2 separate regions of the Homo sapiens genome follow, and region 2 is linked to region 1. A link is an interaction called in ENCODE POLR2A ChIA-PET data of the cell type or tissue named here. Cell type or tissue: PC-9. All regions are shown on one strand.

Region 1 (4,000 bases):
AATTAGCCGGGCGTAGTGGCGGGCGCCTGTAGTCCCAGCTATTCCGGAGGCTGAGGCAGGAGAATGGTGTGAACCCGGGAGGCGGAGCTTGCAGTGAGCAGAGATCGCACCACCGCACTCCAGCCTGGGCGACAGAGTGGGACTCCGTCCGAAAAAAAAAAAAAAAAAAAAAATTGTTACTAAGTTCAGCTGGAGACTTCCTTCTCCCTGTGACATTTTCCCCCGCGCCTCTGGCCGCCATCCCGAAGGATCCCTGTGGCGCCAGGCAGCAATGTCCTGCTTGGGGACCCAGCGAGCTCCCAGGGCCTTTCCCGTTGCTTCCTCTACCCCTGTATTTTGCTCAGCTCTGAATTGACTCAGCTCCAGGTAAGGTCAGAAACTTCTCCTGCAAACTAGACCTTCGTTTCCCCAGTGGGGGTGTGTGTTTGGGGTGGAGGGTCTCCCTTTCTCACTTTCGCAGTTTGGGCACTCACAGTATTTGGGGTGTCTCCCGGTCCTGCAGGAGCAGCCTGCTTCCTTCAGAGGATCTGTGGGTCCTCTCAGGATTGCTGGGTTGTTCTGCAGTGGTTCTGGAGCTGGAATTGATGATGCGAGGCTCCGCACGCTGCTGTCTGTCCGAGTTGGAGCTGCAATCTGGTCCTGCCTGCCATCCGCCATGATGATCTCTTTCTGACCCGGGGCATATTTAATGTCTTATTTCTATTAACGTTCTATTCATGATGATATATATTCTCTAAGATGATAAAAGCTTTCACTTTCTCTACAGCTATCCTCTCTTCTTCTTGAGCTCTCACCAGACTATAACATCCGTATTTCTACTAAAGTCTTTTCATGGCAAATTAGGCTTTTTCTAGCATGCACCTCAAAGTTCATTTAGCCTCTACCCATTATCCATTTCCAAAGTCACTTCCACATTTTTAGGTGTTTGTTACAGTGGCACTCCGTTTCTTGGTACTGAAATATGTATTATCATTATTATTATTAACAGCTTGGGCTGCCATAACAGAACACCACAGACTGGATGGTTTAAATAACAGAAATTTATTTTCTCACAGTTCTGGCGACTAGAAGTTCAAGATCAAGGTGCCAGAAAATTTGGTTTCTGGGGAGGGCTCTCTTGGCTTGCAGAGTGCTGCCTTCTCCTGTGTCCTTCTAGGGCCTTTCTTCTATGCATGTGTGGAGAAAGAGAGAGAGCTCTGGCGTCTCTTCCTCTTCTTGTAAGGCCACTAGTGCTAATGGTTTAGGGCCTCAATCTTTTTTTTTTTTTTTTTTTTTTTTTTTTTTTTTTTTTTTTTTGAGACAGTGTCTGGCTCTGTCACCCAGGCTGGAGTGCTATGGTGCGATCTCGGCTCACTGCAACCTCCGCCTTTGGGTTCAAGAGATTCTCCTGCCTCAGCCTCCTGAGTAGCTGGGATTACAGGCATGCATCACCATGCCTGGCTAATTTTTGCTTAGGGCCTCAATCTTATGACCTAATTTAATTATTTCCTTAAAGGCTCTATCTCCAAATACAATGGCACTGGGGATGAGGGCTTTCACATCTGGATTTTGGGAGGACACAATTTGGCCCAAACAGTTTTCTGTCCTTTTCCATTTTTATTTTTGGCAATTTAACTATAGGTTTATCAACTTTGCTGATATTTTCAAAGAACTAGCTTTGGGATTTATTAATTTTCTCTATTGGATGTCAATTTCTATTTCATCAATTTATACTCTTATCTTTATTATTCCCTTTCCTCTACTTACTTTCATTTAATTTGCCTTCTACAGTGGTTCCCCCCGCCGCCATCCAGTTTTATTTTCCACAGTTTCAGTTACCCGTGGTCAACTGTGGTCTAAAAATATTAAAGGGGAAATTCCAGAAGTAAACAATTCATGTGTTTTAAATTGTGTGCCATTCTGAGTAGCATGATGGAAACTCCCACTGTCCTGCTCTGTCCTGCCCAGGATGTGAATCATCCCTTTATTCAGTATATCTCAGCTTTATATGCTGCCTGCCTGTTAGTCACTTGGTAGCTGTCTCAGTTATCAGATTGGCAGATCACAGGAAGATGGATGAGTGTAGTAAAATGACATATTTTGAGAAAGAGAGAGAGAGACCACATTCACATAACTTGTATGACAGTACGTTACTATAATTGTTCTATTTTATTATTAGTTATTGCTGTTAATCTCTGACTGTGCCTAATTTATAAATTAAACTTTCTCATAGGTTTATATGTATAGGTAAAAACATAGTATGCATAGGGTTTGGTATTGTCCATGGTTTCAGGCATCCACCGCGGAAGGTGGGGGGGGTCATAAAATGTATCCCTTGTGGAGAAGAGGGGGCCACTATATTTTTAGCTTCTTATTGACTGATTTTTCTCCTGGTTTTCAGCCACTGTTTTCTGCTCTTGCATGTCTAGCAATTTTTTCTTGGATGCTGAAAATTTTGAATAGTATGTTGTTCATGTCTTGGTTTTGCTAAATTTCTTTAAAATGTGTTGACATTTATTTTGGCAGGTAGTTAAGAAACTCACAGTTCCACTTCACCTTTTGGGGCTTGTCTCAGGCTTTTGCTGGGGTAGATCAACAATAGTCCTTGCTCTAGGCCTAGTTTAGCTCCAGATCTAAAGCATCATCTTAATAATGCCCTAGACGTTAGTGAGGTTTTTCCACACTGGTTGGCATGGGGTTTTGTTTGTTTGTTTTTTGTTTTTTGTGTTTTTTTGAGACAATCTTGCTGTGTTGCCCAGGCTGGGGTGCAGTGGTGGAATGCAATCTTGGCTCACTGCAACCTTTGCCTCAGGGCTCAAGCAATCCTCCCTGCTTAGCCTCCCAAGTAGCTGGGACTACGCGCGCATGCCACCGCACCTGGCTAAGTTTTATATTTTTAGTAGAGATGGGGTTTTACCATGTTGCCCAGACTGGTCTTGAACTCCTGGGCTCAAGTGATCCGCAAACCTTGGCCTCCAAAAGTGCTGGGATTATAGGTATAAGCCACTGTGCCTGGCTGGCATGTTTTCATTATCTCCCAGCCCAAAGTGAGCTCTGAGAATTGTTTGGCTTACAGCTTCCCAGGAGACCCTTGCCAGACCCATCCATGGACATATTAATATTCAGCAATAGGCTCAAGGGAATCCCTCTGTTGATTTCTATATCTCTTTATCTGTACAGATCCTACCCCTCAGTATTCTGCCTGGCAAATTCCTGCTACTTGAGGCCCCCTTGTCTCACTTAATGAAATCCCCATGTATTGCTTGGATTCTCTCTCCCTGCAGCACAGTCCAAAAAATACCTCCAGGCAGACAGCTGAGGTGGGACTTACCCTGTTTTCCCCCCTTTTATCACATATCAAAGTCCTGTGAGATCGCTTGTCCAGTGTCTAAGTCTGATAGAAAATTTGAATTTGATATGAAGCGTTTCATACCGTTGTTCAGTTTTCCAATTGTTGACGGTAGGAGGGCAAGGCCAGCACTATTTACTCCAATATGGTTAAAAATGGCAGCGTTACAATGCCTTTTAATTCATCTCTCTGATTCTATCCTCGTAATTCTCCAATCTATTTTTTCACATACCTTCCAGGGTAATCTTCTGAAAACAGAAGTCAGATTGTGCCGCTCCTTTGTTGAAGATTCTCAGCTGGTTTCCCACCTCTCTCAGAGTAAAGCCCTAAATGCCTGCCCTTGTCTAAGTCCCGCCATTACTTGGCTCCAGGTTCCCTTCTTCATTCATTGCCGTCTTCATTGCCCCCTCCTTCCCCGGATTCACGCTGCGTCGGCCATTTTGATTTCCTTCTTGTTCCTTGAACACCCTAGCACATGCCTGCCTTCGAACCTTTGCACTTGCTCTCCCCAGTGCTTGGGTCTCTGCCTGAATCTGCCTGACTCACCTGCTCTTCTTCAGCTCTCTGCTCGGACGTCAACGCATCATAGAGCCTTCTCTGACCAGTCCATTGTAAACCACCTCAGCCCCTGCACTTGATGTTCTATTCCCTCCCCTGCTTTATTTTTCTTCA
Region 2 (4,000 bases), 75 kb before region 1:
TATAATGTCATGATTTTTAATTGCTCCTTGGGAGAACTTCCAGCATTACTAGTGGCACTTCGTATGAGTCCCATGGTCTTATTCGAGGTTTATGGTATTGCATTAAACACAACAAAATATACATGAGAACCACAAGAGATCACTTTTTACTGCAACGCACAATTTACTGGCAAGATGAGCTGCCCACTTAGAGATGATCAGTGTCACACAGCATTTTAAGCGGACTTTCACAACACTTGAGCTCTGCCACAACAGCAATAGGAGGTAGCTACAAGATTATCACAGTAGTACAGTATTACTGCAGGTAATTTTATGCAGTTATGATTTAATACTGCATCTTTACATTGGTTTACATTTCTCTTGACCATGAATGGTGCCAAGTACAGTCTGTGTTTGTCCGTTTAACTTTTTATAATATATTTGTGTATACTTAAAGGTAGTAAATGATAAAATAGACTATTACACGTGCTTTATGCATTCATGACATTCCTAACTTTTTCTTATTTTTAAGACATTTCTAGGCTACACAGTTTGTCTGCAAGTTTTTTTGAACTGTCACAAATCTCCAAACATGTTTTCAATATGTTTACTGTAAAAAATTCACATAGAAGTGGAGCCAAACAGTTCAAACTTGTGTTGTTCAAGGGTCAACGCTACATTCCCGCCAACAGCATGCAAGTGTTCCTTTTCCTTCATACCCTCCCCAAACTTGTTATTTCTTGTCTTTTTGATAATGGCTATTCTAACAGGTGTGAGGTGATATGTCATAATGGTTTTGATCTCCATAATCATTAGTGTTGCTGAGAAGCTTTTCATATAGCTGTTGTCCACTTTTATGTCATCTTTGGAGAAATTTATAAATCGGGTTATATGGGATTTTTTGCTATTAAGTTGTACAAGTTCTTTATAAATCTTGGACCTTAACCCCTCATCTGTTATATAGTTAGCAAATATATTTTTTTCTAATCTGTAAATTGCCTTTTTATTTTGTTGATTGTATCCTTTGCTATGCAGAAGTCTTTTTGTTTGATATAGTCCCTTTATTCATTTTTACTTTTGTAGCCTGGATTTTACTGTGGTATTCAAGAAATCATTGCCAAGGCTTTTACTCTATGCACACTTCTGGGAGTTTTATGGTTTCATGCCTTACCTTTAGGTCTTTTATCCATTTTGAGTTTTTTTGTGTATGGTGTGAGATGAGTCCAATTTCATTCTCTTGAATGTGGAAATTCGGTTTTCCCAGCACTATTTATTGAAGAGATTATAGTTTCCCTACTGTGTCTTTTTGGTACCCTTTTTGAAAATTAGTTGGCCATATGTGTTTAGATTTATTTCTGGGCTCTCCATTCTGTTCCACTGGTCTATGTGTTCGTTTTTATGCCAGTACCATACTGTGTTGGTTACTATAGCTTTGTAATATAAATTTAAATCAGGAAGTGTGATGTCTCCACATTTTTTTTTTTTTTTCAGAATGGCTTTGGCTATTAGGAGTTTTTTTGCAGTTCTATATGAATTTTAGGATTGTTTTTTCTATTTCTATGAGGAATGTTGTTGGGATTTTGGTCAAGATGCATTGAATCCACATGTTGCTGTGGGTAGCATAGACATTTAACAACATCAGTTCTTCTGGTCCATGAGCATGGAATATGTTTCCATTTATTTGTGTCCTTTTCCATTTCTTTCATCATTATTTCATAGGTCTCATTGTACAGATTTATCGCCTCCTGGGTTAATTTATTCCTATTTTTTATGATATTGTAAATGGGATGGTTTTTAAATTTCTTTAAAAAAATTTTAATTAACTACTTTCCTTTCATCTTTCTTTTTCCTCTTTAGATGAGCATCATGATCTATGGTTTTTAAATTTTTCAGCTAAGTTGTTACTTGTGTATAGAAAAGCCACATATTTCTCCATGCTGATTTTATATTTTGCAACTTTATTGAATTTATTCATTATATTTAACAGTTTTTGGTGGAATCTTTGGGATTTTCTACATATAGAATCATGTAATCTGCAGATAGAGATAATTTTACTTCTTCCTTTCCAATTCAGATAGATTTTGTCTCTTTTCCTTGTCTAATTGCTCTTGATAGGACTTTCAGTACTATGTTGAATAGGGTGGTAAGAATGGGCATCCCTGCCTTGTACCAGGTCTTAGAGGAAAAGTTTTCAGTTTCTCCCCTTATTATGATGTTAGCTGTGGGTTTTTGTAAATGGTATTTCTTATGTTGAGGAACTTTCTTTCTATACCTAAACTGTTAAGAATTTTTTATCAAGAAGGAATGTTAAACTTTGTCAAATGCTTTTTCTGTGTCAATTGATCTGATTGTGTGGTTTTCATGTTTTAGTCTATTAATGTGATGTATCTCATTGATTGATTTGCATGTGTTAAACCAGCCTTGCCTGCCAGCAATCAATCCCACTTGATCATAATGTTTAATCTTTTTGATGTGTTGTTGAATTTGATTTGCTAATATTTTATTGAGTTCCTGGACACTAATAAGATGCTGACTTTTATGATCTAGAAAAATCTTTTCTTTATCTTAATCACAGTACAGGGCACATCAACAGGGGAGCTTTTTTTTTTTCTTTCTTTCTCCATTACTGTTTTTCTTTGGCCATAAGGGGAGACATGAACCCAATATTATCCTTTTCCAGATATGTCGATTTAGAAAACAAACAAATATGTGTGTGTGTGTGTGTGTGTGTGTGTGTGTCTGACACATAAAATTAGGACCTTTTGAGGCTGCCACTAACATATCACCAAAGAACTTATTGCTAAAGATATTCTGAAAAGCAATTTATATATTTAGTGTGTTCAGGAGTTTGTAATGTGCATTCCTCACAGGGTTACCTGGTTCATAAGGTTCTTGGGAAAGGGATTTGCCAGAACTTATACTAGGAAACTATTGGCAGCCTGCCTGTCTAGTGCAGAAACATTTTATTTCTATGAACCATTTAGTATTCTAAATGTCTATACTGAGTCCATATTTTATAATAGCAGCAACAAACTTGAAATTGAATTGTCTCTGAAACTGTGTCTACCTAAGAAAATGAAAGCTGCAATAGAAACTCATAAATGAAAAAATTATCTCCTGACCATTTTTGAGAGAATGAGAGACATATTCTGCTCAGTGTAAAAGTGGTTATTAAAGTTATTTTGAAAAATTTCATTTATACAATGTATTTTAGAATTTACTGAAGCCTTTTGGGAGAGAGAAAAGTTATACATGACGGTGTCACAGAAAAATATGATCCAAATCCAGAAAGGAAATTTTTGTAAAATAAACTGTAGATCTAAGACTTCTGGCTTGTCAATACTGTGGACCTAATGTTTTGAAAATTCTCCCCTAAAGAACTACAAATGCTAGTAAAAATAGAACAAATATTTTCTAAAATGTAAACCTGAGTGCTCAAGAAAGCATTGCCCAGAGAAATATCCAGAAATGACAACCAGAGCTGCTAGCACATGGTCTGAAGCAGCCGTAGGCGAGCGTCCCTGGAGAACAGGGACCTGGGTTTAACTTTCATGCAGGCGCAAGGAATGGGGCCTTAGGCCTACTGTTGACGGAAGGTAAGAACTGAGATCCCTGCATAAATCTGAGAACTGTGAAAGGCAATAACCTCGAAGAGAAAGATCAGCATAAATCCACAGTCCCAGCTCAAGGATACCAGTTTATGTGCATTTCTTGGCTTGGGAACACCACTACCATGTATTTGCCTTCACAGACTCACTGACAGAACCATTTGATTTTCCTCCTCAGGAATAAGATAACTGTGCTCAGAAGGAAAGACCAAGTTACAAAAATAAATAGAAAGCAAGGAAATTTATAAACTTTCGGCAAAGTCTAAAAAGCACTAACTATGTCAAAGAACAAACTCAATAATAGCTAATTTGAGGGTGTAAAAACAATGTTGTAACTAAACTACTGGAAAAATGACACATAAGGTTTTGGGAGTTTTAAAATGTGTTTTTAAATCCTAATGATGTTTGGGAAA

Evidence for each region. Peaks named below come from ENCODE experiments on the same cell type or tissue, not always from the same donor. Only the 100,000 strongest peaks of a DNase experiment are listed, where the experiment ranks them.
Region 2: POLR2A ChIA-PET joins it to region 1 with 5 read pairs; 3 of 35 experiments call an interaction of 5 or more read pairs at or near these places.

The regions. Positions count from the first base shown.
Region 1 is chr4:182,973,922-182,977,921 of GRCh38, reverse strand. All of the region lies in intron 1 of LOC107986327 (a long non-coding RNA gene), which reads left to right. Among named protein-coding and RNA genes, the nearest start is that of DCTD, 59 kb to the right of the region's middle. In PC-9, no CTCF peak of the experiment used is centred here; a DNase peak (open chromatin) is centred at 2,001; H3K27ac peaks cover 421 bases.
Region 2 is chr4:183,048,539-183,052,538 of GRCh38, reverse strand. No RefSeq gene overlaps it. Among named protein-coding and RNA genes, the nearest start is that of WWC2-AS2, 49 kb to the left of the region's middle. In PC-9, no CTCF peak of the experiment used is centred here; no DNase peak of the experiment used is centred here.